Regions from separate parts of the Homo sapiens genome. Here region 1 is linked to region 2. A link is a loop called in an ENCODE intact Hi-C map of the cell type or tissue named here. Cell type or tissue: left lung. All regions are shown on one strand. Links, peaks and the distances in the headings refer to the core of each region. The heading gives the core; the rest is flanking DNA.

What was found. Peaks named below come from ENCODE experiments on the same cell type or tissue, not always from the same donor. Only the 100,000 strongest peaks of a DNase experiment are listed, where the experiment ranks them.
Region 1: it touches region 2 in a loop (8-fold over the local background); 5 of 110 quality-filtered maps call a loop at or near these places.

Annotation. Positions count from the first base shown.
Region 1 is chr7:66,472,289-66,477,662 of GRCh38, reverse strand. It overlaps the pseudogene LOC107986704. Among named protein-coding and RNA genes, the nearest start is that of LINC03011, 19 kb to the left of the region's middle. In left lung, for the core only: no CTCF peak of the experiment used is centred there; a DNase peak (open chromatin) is centred at 3,037.
Region 2 is chr7:66,585,159-66,590,532 of GRCh38, reverse strand. It overlaps the pseudogene RABGEF1P1. Among named protein-coding and RNA genes, the nearest start is that of KCTD7, 41 kb to the left of the region's middle. RefSeq lists an enhancer at 806-1,307. In left lung, for the core only: no CTCF peak of the experiment used is centred there; no DNase peak of the experiment used is centred there; H3K4me3 peaks cover 22 bases.

The sequences.
Region 1 (5,374 bases), core at 194-5,193, 110 kb after region 2:
TCTTTAGATGTGGGTGGAGGTGAGTTCGGGGAGTTAATGAGATCTTTTTTAGGTGCTTTTGATAAAGTAGTCTGCACTAGAGGATTCATTGTGACTTTCTCCCTTAACCTGCACATACTTCTCTGCTCACCCTTGCTGTCTTTCTCATGCCTTTGATTTTCCCATCTCCTGTTGGTTGAATTTACATAAAAGCTCTGCTGTAGTTTAAATGTGTCCCCTAAAGTTTATGTGCTGGAAACTCAATCCTCAATGCAACAGTTGGAATGTGGGGCCTAATAAGAGAGCCCTCATTAATGAATTAATGTTGTTATTTTGGTAATAGATTAGTAATCACAAGAGTGGGCTTATTGTAAAAGAGAGTTCAGCCCCTGTTGCCCTCTTGCTTTCTCGCACTCTCTTGTCCTTCTGCCTTCTGCCATGGGATGATCTTTTTCTGTCATGGGATGATATTCCCTCATATTCAGAAAAGGGAGTCTCCCATTAGGAATAAAGTCATGAGAAGAAATGGGCATTTTCATAATTATGGTGTTTTCTTTATAGCAGTGGTTCTCAAAGGTAGTTCCTAGCAGTATCACCTGGAAACTTGTTAAATTTGAATTCTCAGGCCCTATCCCAGGCCAGCTGAATCAGAAACTCTGGGGTGGGACCCAGTACTCTGTGTTTTAACTAGTCTTCCAAGTGATATTGATGTGCATTCAAGTCTGAGAACTACTGCTTGTCAAGTTAGTTGTTCGCTAATTTTTTACTCCCACCTTCACTGGGCCCTGGAGAGTGTGGAAGGGACAAAAGTGAGAGAACACTGTCTCTGCAGGTACTTTGTCAGTCTTCTGATTAATCGTTTGAGAAACCTAGAAAACATCTGTTGAGTACCTGCTCAGTTCCTGGCACTGTGCTAAGTGGCTAAGAGCATGGGGTGGACATGTAAGCAAGTAATTGTAATAGGACATGAGTATTATAATGGCTGTATTTATAAAAAGCTACAGGAACTGGAGAGAAAATTATCCTGTGAGTGGGGAAGATGGAGTCAGATGTCACTTGATCCTTGAACAGGGTAGGATTTGAAGGTGAACAGACAGAAAGGTATTCTAAATGGGTTCATACATAGGATGACCATGCAACTTATTATCCAAAGGAGGTCACTTTTGAGAATCAAGGGGGGTGCTTTTATAGGCCAGGACTGTTGCTTGCTAACTGGGATGTACGATTGCCCTATTTGTAAAGAAGGAATGATGCTGTGAACCCAGAGTTCGATGTAAATTTGTGGAAAACTCATTTCTTCTAATTATTTGTAGAGTTTACAACAATTCTTATTGGATGGTATGTTTTTTTCCCTAGGGCTGCTGTAAAATATTACAGGCATACTTTGGAGATGTTACGGGTTTGGTTCCACATCACTGCAATAAAGTGAGTCACACAAATTTTTGTGTTACCCAGTGGATATAAAAGTTGTATTTTGGGCCAGGCTCCCTCTGCATCTCTGTGTTTCAGTTGGGGTAGGGTAATTTTCCGTTCAGTTTGAAGAGCTCCCCCTGGTATTTCTTCCAGTGGATGTCTTCCCATAACAATTTTTTTTTTCTCATCTGAAAATGTCTATTTTGCCATCTTTTTTTTTTTTTTTTTTTTTTTTTTTTTTGAGACGGAGTCTCTCGCTGTCACCTGGGCTGGTATGCCGTGGCGCAGTCTTGGCTCGCTGCAACCTCCACCTCCTGGGTTCAAGTGATGCTCCTGCCTTAGCCTCCCGAGTAGCTGGGACTACAAGCGTGCGCCACCAAGCCCATCTAATTTTTGTCTTTTTAGTGGAGTTGGGGTTTCACTATGTTGGCCAGGTTGGTCGAACTCCTGACCTCATTTCCACCCTCTTCTGCCTCCCAAAGTGCTGGGATTGCAGGCGTGAGCCACTGCGCTGGGCTATGTTTTTCTTTTTTTCTTTTCTTTTCTTTGAGATGGAGTCTAACTCTGTTTCCCAGGCTGGAGTGCAGTGGCACGAGCTCAGCTCACTGCAACCTCCGCCTCCTGGTTTCAAGTGGTTCTCCTGCCTCAGCCTCCGTGTAGCTAGGATTACATGCGCGTGCCACCATGCCCGGCTAATTTTTTGTATTTTTAGTAGACACAGGGTTTCACCATGTTAACCAGTTTGGTCTCAATCTCCTGACCTCGTGATCTGTTCACCTGGGGCTCCCAAAGTGATGGGATTACAGATGTGAGCCACTGCGCCAGACCTTTGCCATCAGTTTTTAAAGGAAACAGCTACTGAGCACTGGATGCTAGGTGGGCAGGTTTCTTCTTTCAGCTTTTTTTTTTTTTTTTTTAAGCCATCATACTTTAGAACCTTTCAGCGCTGTCAAATTATCTTCTGGCTTTTATTATTTATGTTGAGAATTTAGACCGGGCGTGGTGGCTAACACCTGTAATCCCAGCAATTTGGAAGGCCATGGTGGGTGGATCACATGAGCTCAGGAGTTGGAGACCAGCCTGGCCAACAGGTGAGGCCCTGTAGCAACATATGGTAGCCCTTTTTCAGTACATTGGCCTGATCCAGCTTAGTTGGATGTCATTTACATATGTGTCTTATATCTTAGATACAAGAGATTTCTTAAAAGCTTAAAGCATAACACAAATATTTACTTGACTGCACCATCTAACAAATCTAAATAAATACATTTCAGGTCTAGGCATTGCGTTTTGTATTTCTCTAAACCAGTGTGCGCATGTATTTCTCTAAACCAGTATGTGTGTATCACTTTACCCAGCCACAGCAAATGATTATGGATGAAATGGCTGCAGCAAAGCTAAAACTATGATATGCCTTTGAGAAAAAAATATTGAGCTGAGGCCACCGCTGTCGCGGCCGCCACAGCCGCCGCCATCTTCTTCCTGCCCTTGCCTTGGTGGGTGGCGGTTTCCTGCGCCGTGTCTGGCTTGGCCAGCCGGAGCACCGCGCTGGGCTCCATGCAGCCGGGCTGCGCGGCCGCTCAGAGCGGGTGCCTCCGGGGCTCCGGTCGGGGGCCTGGCAGGAGTGGGCCGGGGATGGCCGCGGCAGGCGGCAGGTCGGCCGTGGAGCCCCGGGGAGGCGGCCGCCACGATCGCTGCCCGAAGTCTGCGAGATGTCCGGCAGTCCGCTCAGGGCCCCTTTTGCAGACTCGGTGCCCGGTGTGCATCGATGCCGCCTGTCGGTCTTGGCACCGCTGGCGCAGCCGCCGCGTAGGAGGCCTGGCTCCAGATCCCCGACCCCTACGAGCGCCGGCCCTGCGTGCCTGCTATGTTGGTGCCATCTCTTCTGCATATTTATGCTTGCCTGTCACATTCCCTGGCCTCTGAGTGTCCTTTGGCAGTTTCCAAAGCATTTGGGCAAGAAGGAGCTTGGGGAGCTTCACAGCAGGTGGGGGTGCACAGGGGAGGGACCGCAGCCAGACCAGCAGAGCGCTTCAAGGGCTGCCACGCTGACGGACTTCCACACTGTCTTTCGGAACTGGGGTTAGGGGACAGCCCTTGGCCACCACCGTGTCCTTACTCTGTCACTTTACTTGGGCCTGGACCTCCCCTTTCCAGCTCTGGCGTGTGACACTGCACTGAGCATGGTGTCGAGACCACCACTGGCTGGGGCCGTGGCATGAAGGGTGCCCCAGGCTCGGGGAAGGTGGGGACCTTTTCCCCGCTCCCCAAATGATTTTTGCATGCTCTGGTGAGGGGACAGTTGTACTCCATTTCCCGTGTGCCAGCTTCGGGACTCAGCTGTGCTTTTGTGTCTCTTTGATTAGCAAAAGCAAAACGAATTCCTCCCTGAACACTAAGCTTCCTGGAAACTTCCCTAGACCTAAACCTGAGAACCGCATATAAACAGGCCTTGAGGGTTCTGTTGTCAGTAGCGGGTTACCTGATTGCAAACTGAGCAAGTTTAAAACGGAGTGGGCTGCTTTGGGCTGCACAGCCACCTGGCATTCTGACAGCTAAGCAGGAGGCAGAGGTGAGAGACCAAGATGGACTAAAAATGCCCTAGCCGCTGGGAGCCCAACTCGGCCCAGCCTCGTTGAAAGGAGGAACATTCGGTGCAGCCATCCGAACCTTATCCTTTATAAAACGGGACAGCTCACAGGATTACATTTCTAAGCCAATCCTGTGACCATCCTCCATGAAATTCTCTATTTTGGTTACATGTGGTCAAACTGAGCCTCACTGAAACAATTGAAAAATACTCTGGACAAATCTTAAGATATCGTTTTGAAAATCAAAAGGTATGGAAAATGTTGTGGCTTCTTTCTAAGCTTTCTTCAGCCCAAATTCTGTTATTCTCTGATCTTTTATGGTGTGAAATCATACCCATTCCATTATGTATTGATTGTCAAGAAGGAAGTAGGCTTTTATTGCTATGTTTATGTCAGTTTCCGTTTATTGTCTCACCACATTTATTGGGTTATTGCCTTTGCCTTTGACTCAACAGGAGCTGGAAGGGAAAGAATCCCAAATTCTGTTTCTTAAGGCAGCCAGTTGTCACAATGAACTTTCCTCATTTTCTATTGTGAGGCCTGAGGAAAGACATTCAGTTCCAAAGGCTGTGCCTATCCTTTTAAATAGAAGAGAGAGGGCCTGGCACGGTGGCTCATGCCTGTAATCTCAGCACTTTGGGAGGCGGAAGAAGGCGAATCGTGAGGTCAGGAGTTCGAGACCAGCCTGGCCAACATAGTGAAACCCCGTCTCTACTAAAAATACAAAGAATTAGCCAGGCGTAATGGCGGGCGCCTGTATTCCCAGCTGCTCGGGAGGCTGAGGCAGGAGAATCGCTTGAACCCGGGAGGTGGAGGTTGCAGTGAACCGAGATCATGTCACTGGACTCCAGCCTGGGCGACAGAGTGAGACTCCGTCTCAAAAAAAAAAAAAAAAAATAGAGAAGAGGAAGCAGCCGTGCCAAGGCTAGGTACTGACTGAAGCAGGAGGAACAAATTGGAAATGTGGGAATGTGAATGTGGGCAAGTTGAGGGACTTGTAGCTTCTCTTTGGTTGAATCTTTTTGCTGAAGCTGCTTTATTGTATCTGACATGTGAAACTGCACAATTTCAAACAAACCCCTATTGAAGTCAACATACAAAAAAGCATTTAAAGAACAGCCATTAGTGGCCAGGCACGGTGGCTCACGCCTGTAATCCCAGCACTTTGGAAGGCCGAGGCGGGCAGATCACGAGGTCAAGAGATCGAGACCATCCTGGCTAACATGGTGAAACCTCGTCTCTACTAAAAATACAAAAAATTAGCCAGGCGTGGTGGCAGGCGCCTGTAGTCCCAGCTACTAGGAAGGCTGAGGCAGGAGAATGGTGTGAACCTGGGAGGCGGAGGTTGTAGTGAGCCGAGACCGCGCCACTGCACTCCAGCCTGGGAAACA
Region 2 (5,374 bases), core at 216-5,215:
CCTGGACTCAAGCAGTCCTCCCTCCTCAAGTGTCCCAAAGTGCTGAAATTACAGGCATGGGCTACCGAGCCTGGAGGGTGGTTATTAAAGTGAAAAAGTGCAGGACAGAGATGTAGGAGCTTAGGCTTCATCTGATGGTGACAGAACCAGGGAAGAGTTTTTAGCTGGGTCCTTTTATGGTTAAAACGGGTCTCTCTGGCAGGCACTGTGGCTCACGCCTGTAATCCCAGCACTTTGGGAGGCTGAGGCGGTTGGATCACAGGGTCAGGAGTTCGAGACCAGCCTGAGCAACATGGTGAAACCCCATCTCTGCTAAAAACACAAAAATTAGCCAGGTGTGATGGCGCCTACCTGTAATCCTAGCTACTCAGGAGGCTGAGGCAGGAGAATTGCTTGAACCCAGGAGGTGGAGTTTGTGGTGAGCCGAGATCATACCAATGCACTCCAGCCTGGGCAACACAGTGAGACTTCGTCTCAAAAAAAAAAAAAAATGGGTCTCTCTCTCTCTCTCGAATGCAGTGGCGGGAACACAGCTCACTGCAGCCTCCACCACCCAGGCTTAAGCGATCCTCTTGTCTCAGACTCTCAAGTAGCTGGGACCACAGGCCTGCCACCTACTAATTTAGCTTGCCTCGTTAATTTTTTTTTTTTTTGAGATGGATTTTCGCTCTGTCCTCCAGGCTGGAGTGCAGTGGCGCGATCTGGGCTCACTGCAAGGTCCGCCTCCTGGGTTCAAGGGCTTCTCTTGCCTCAGCCTTCTGAGTAGCTGGGACTATAGGCGCGCATCTATAGTAATCCCAGCACTTTGGAAGTCCGAGGCGGGCCGATCACAAGGTCAGGAGTTCGAGCCCAGCTTGGCCAACATGGTGAAACCCTGTTGTGGTGGTGGGCACCTGTAATCCCAGCTACTGGGAGACTGAGGCAGGAGAATCACTTGAAACCGGAAGGTGGAGGTTGCAGTGAGCCGAGATCACGCCACTGCACTCTAGCCTGTGGAAGAAGAGTGAAACTCTGTCTCAAACAAAAAAAAGTCTTGATTTTCGTATTTTCCAAAAGCTCTCTCATGGTTCCTCATATTCAGAAAAGGGAGTCTCCCATTGGGAATGAAGTCATGAGAAGAAATGGACATTTTCATAATTGTGGTGTTTTCTTTATAGTAGTGGTTCTCAAAGGTAGTTCCTAGCAGTATCACCTGGAAACTTGTTAAATTCGAATTCTCAGGCCCTATCCCAGGCCAGCTGAATCAGAAACTGAGGTTGGACCCAGTACTCTGTGTTTTAACTAGTCTTCCAAGTGATATTGATGTGCATTCAAGTCTGAGAAACACTGCTTGTCAGGTTAGTTGTTTGCTGTTTAATTTTTTACTCCCACCTTCACTGGGCCCTGGAGAGTGTGGAAGGGACAAAAGTGAGAGAACACTGTCTCTGCAGGTACTGTGCCAGTCTTCTGATGAATCGTTTGAGAAACTTAGAAAACATCTGTTGAGCACCTGCTCAGTTCCTGGCACTGTGCTAAGTGGCTAAGAGCATGGGGTGGACATGTAAGCAAGTAATTGTAATAGGACATGAGTATTATAATGGCTGTATTTATAAAAAGCTACAGGAACTGGAGAGAGAATTACCCTGTCAGTGGGGAAGTTGGAGTCAGATGTCCCTTGATCCTTGAACAGGGTAGGATTTGAAGGTGAACAGACAGAAGGGTATTCTAAGTGGGTTCGTACATAGGATGACCATGCAATTTATTATCCACAGGTGGTCACTTTTGAGAATCAAAGGGGGTGCTTTTAGGCCAGGACTGTTGCTTGCTAACTGGGGTGTATGATTGCCCTATTTGTAAAGAATAAGTGATGCTGTGAACCCAGAGTTCGATGTAAATTTGTGGAAAACTCATTTCTTCTAATTATTTGTAGAGTTTACAACAATTCTTATTGGATGGTATGTTTTTTTCCCTAGGGCTGCTGTAAAATATTACAGGCATACTTTGGAGATGTTATGGGTTTGGTTCCACATCACTGCAATAAAGTGAGTCACACAAATTTTTGTGTTACCCAGTGGATATAAAAGTTGTATTTTGGGCCAGACTCCCTCTGCATCTCTGTGTTTCAGTTGGGGTAGGGTAATTTTCCTTTGAGTTTGAAGAGCTGTCCCTGGTATTTCTTCCAGTGGATGTCTTCCCATAACAATTTTTTTTCCTCATCTGAAAATGTCTATGTAGCCTTTTTTTTTTTTTTTTTTTGAGACAGAGTCTCACAGTGTCACTTGGGCTGGTATGCAGTGGTGAGATCTTGGCTCGCTGCAACCTCCCCCTCCCTGGTTCAAGCGATTCTCCTGCCTCAGTCTCCTATGTAGCTGGGACTACAGGCGCACGCCATCACGCCCGGCTAATTTTTGTAGTTTTAGTAGAGATGGGGTTTCCCTATGTTGGCCAGGCTGGTCTTGATCTCCTGACCTTGTGATCCACCTGCCTCTGCTTCCTGAAGTGCTGGGATTACAGGCATGAGCCAACTCGCCAGGCCATTTTTTTTTTGAGACGGAGTCTCGCTCCATCGCCCAAGCTGGAGTGCAGTGGCACGATCTCATCTCACTGCAACCTCTGTCTCCTGGGTTCAAGCGATTCTCCTGCCTCAGCCTCCCATGTAGCTGGGACTACTTGCACATGCCACCATGCCTGGCTAATTTTTTGTATTTTTAGTAGAGACTGGGTTTCACCATGTTAGCCAGGACAGTCTCCATCTCCTGATCTCGTGATCTGCCCACCTTGGCCTCCCAAAGTGCTGGGAGTACAGGTGTGAGCCACTGTACCAGGCCTTTGCCATCAGCTTTTAAAGGAAGTGGTCACTTAGAACTGTATCCTAGGTGGGCAGGTTTTTTCTTTCAGCTTTTTTTTTTTTTTTAAAGCCATCATACTTTAGATTGTTTCAGCACTGTCAAATTATCTTCTGGCTTTTATTATTTCTGTTTAGAATTTAAGCCAGGCATGGTGGCTCACACCTGTAATCCCAGCACTTTGGAAAGCCACAGCAGGCGGATCACATGAGCCCAGGAGTTGGAGACCAGCCTGGCCAACAGGGTGAGGCCCTGTAGCAGCATGTGGTAGCCCTTTTTCAGTACATTGGTCAGTCCAGCTCAGTTGGATGTCATTTACATATGTGTCTTATATTTTAGATACAAGAGATTTCTTAAAAGCTTAGAGCATAACACAGATATTTATTTGATTGCGCCATCTAACAAATCTGAATAAATACATTTCAGGTCTAGGCATTGCGTTTTGTATTTCTCTAAACTAGTGTGGGCGTGTGTGTATGTGTGTATCACTTTACCCAGCCACAGCAAGTGAGTATGGATGAAATGGCTGCAGCAAAGCTAAAACTATGATATGCCTTTCAGAAAAAAATTCTGAGCTGAGTGCATTGGCTCATTCCTGTAATTCCAGCACTTTGTGTGGCCAAGATGGGAGGATTGCTTGAGGCCAGGAGTTTGAGACCAGCCTGGGCAATATAGCTAGATCCTGTCTCTGTTGGCCAGGCGCGGTGGCTCACACCTGTAATCCCAGCACTTTGGGAGGCCAAGGCAGGTGGATCACAAGGTCAGGAGATCAAGACCATCCTGGTTAACATGGTGAAACCCCGTCTCTAATAAAAATACAAAAGATTAGCCAGGAATGGTGGCGGGTGCCTGTAGTCCCGGCTGCTCTGGAGGCTGAGGCAGGAGAATGGCATCAACCCAGAGGCAGAGCTTGGAGTAAGCCAAGATCGCGCCACTGTTCTCCAGCCTGGGCGACAGAGTGAGACTCAGTCTGGAAAAAAAAAAAAATTATCCAGGGTTGTTGGTGCACACGTGTAGTCCCAGCTACTTGGGAGGCTAAAGTGGGGAGGATCACTTGAGTCCGGGCAGTCATGGTTATGGTGAGCTGTGATAATGCCACTGCACTCTAGCCTGGGTTATAGAGCGAGACAATATGTCAAATAAAGAAAAGAAAAGAAACTTAAGAAAAGAAATGCCTTTAACAGAGACCATCTCATGTATTGCAGGTTGCTGTTACTTTAGGTGGAGTTAAGATAAATAATTTTTGGTTAGTGACTTAGTGAATAAATTGACCATATGTGCTACTTCCCTGGGCGAGGGCATAGAGAATGGTACAAAGTAGGCTGCAGTAGCCAGATTATCTTGTATGTAATTTTGAGCTGTTAGTCTGGAGAAGGGCATGCTCAGATTAGAGTTACAATTTTGCTTAACCAAGGAGGGTGTGATCTAGTGCAATAGAAGATTGTTGTCTAGAACTCATTCCTTGAGAATGCTCCCCTGCTTGCTCTGCTCATTCCAGCAGCAATCAACTCTACATTGTATTCTAGGGAGTTGATTATCATTTGGAATTATTTTCCAAGGCTAATGTTTGGACAAATAATGTTTTGTTATATTTAACATTAAAACTCTGACATTGACATTCACATTGATTTTGGAAGCATTATACTTAATCATATGAAAGTTGGTGAAACTTGGATTACAGATTGCAGATGCTAATAAGTCTTTTATTAGAATGATGGCGTCTTCATACCATGAAGTTGAGGACTGAAAGATATATGAGAAGAGTACCTATAAATCGAAAGAAAATAGTAATGACATAGAAAAATGAGCAAAATCAGTTAATTTCTTCAAAGAAAATATATTAATGACAATAAATATCTGCAAAGATGGCTAACCTTAGGGAAATGCACGTTAAATGGTTTTTTTTGTTTGCCTGTCAGATTGACAAATTAAAGTTCAATAATGTTATGCTTATGAGGTTATGGGAAACCAGATTCTCATACACTGTAGGTGGGAATGTAAATAGTATATTTTGTCAGACCAGTTTGGTATATGTCAAAATTTTAAATGCACATACCCTTTGGCATTCCGTTTCTGTTTCTAGCAAACTGTTCGATTTATTTTTAATTACATTTGTATCCCAAGTGCCTGTCCCAAGTGCCTGTGTCCCAAGTGGCTGTCGTACAGTAATCAATCAGTGTATAAATATTTGGTGAATGAGTGCAGAGGGAACACTATAGGAATATGTACTACATATAGTAACTGTCTCTGGATGATGATTAACACATTTTTTTTCTACTTGTCTATATATTATCAGGTTTTGTAAATAATGAGTATTCTTTACTTTTCTAACTGGAAAAAAAAATTTAAGGGAAAAAAATCACCCATAAGTTTTATTCCTTAACTGAGGTCAATGGATAGCTTATCGTTTTACTAGAATTGATTGGGTGTTTCCTGTAAGTCCCAGATGAGTTGCCTGGAGATAGGAGTGACCTGTGAGGGCATGACATTGAACCCAGGAATAGGAAGCAGGGCCCGCTCAAGGATAGAGGGAAAATACTCACATCTGC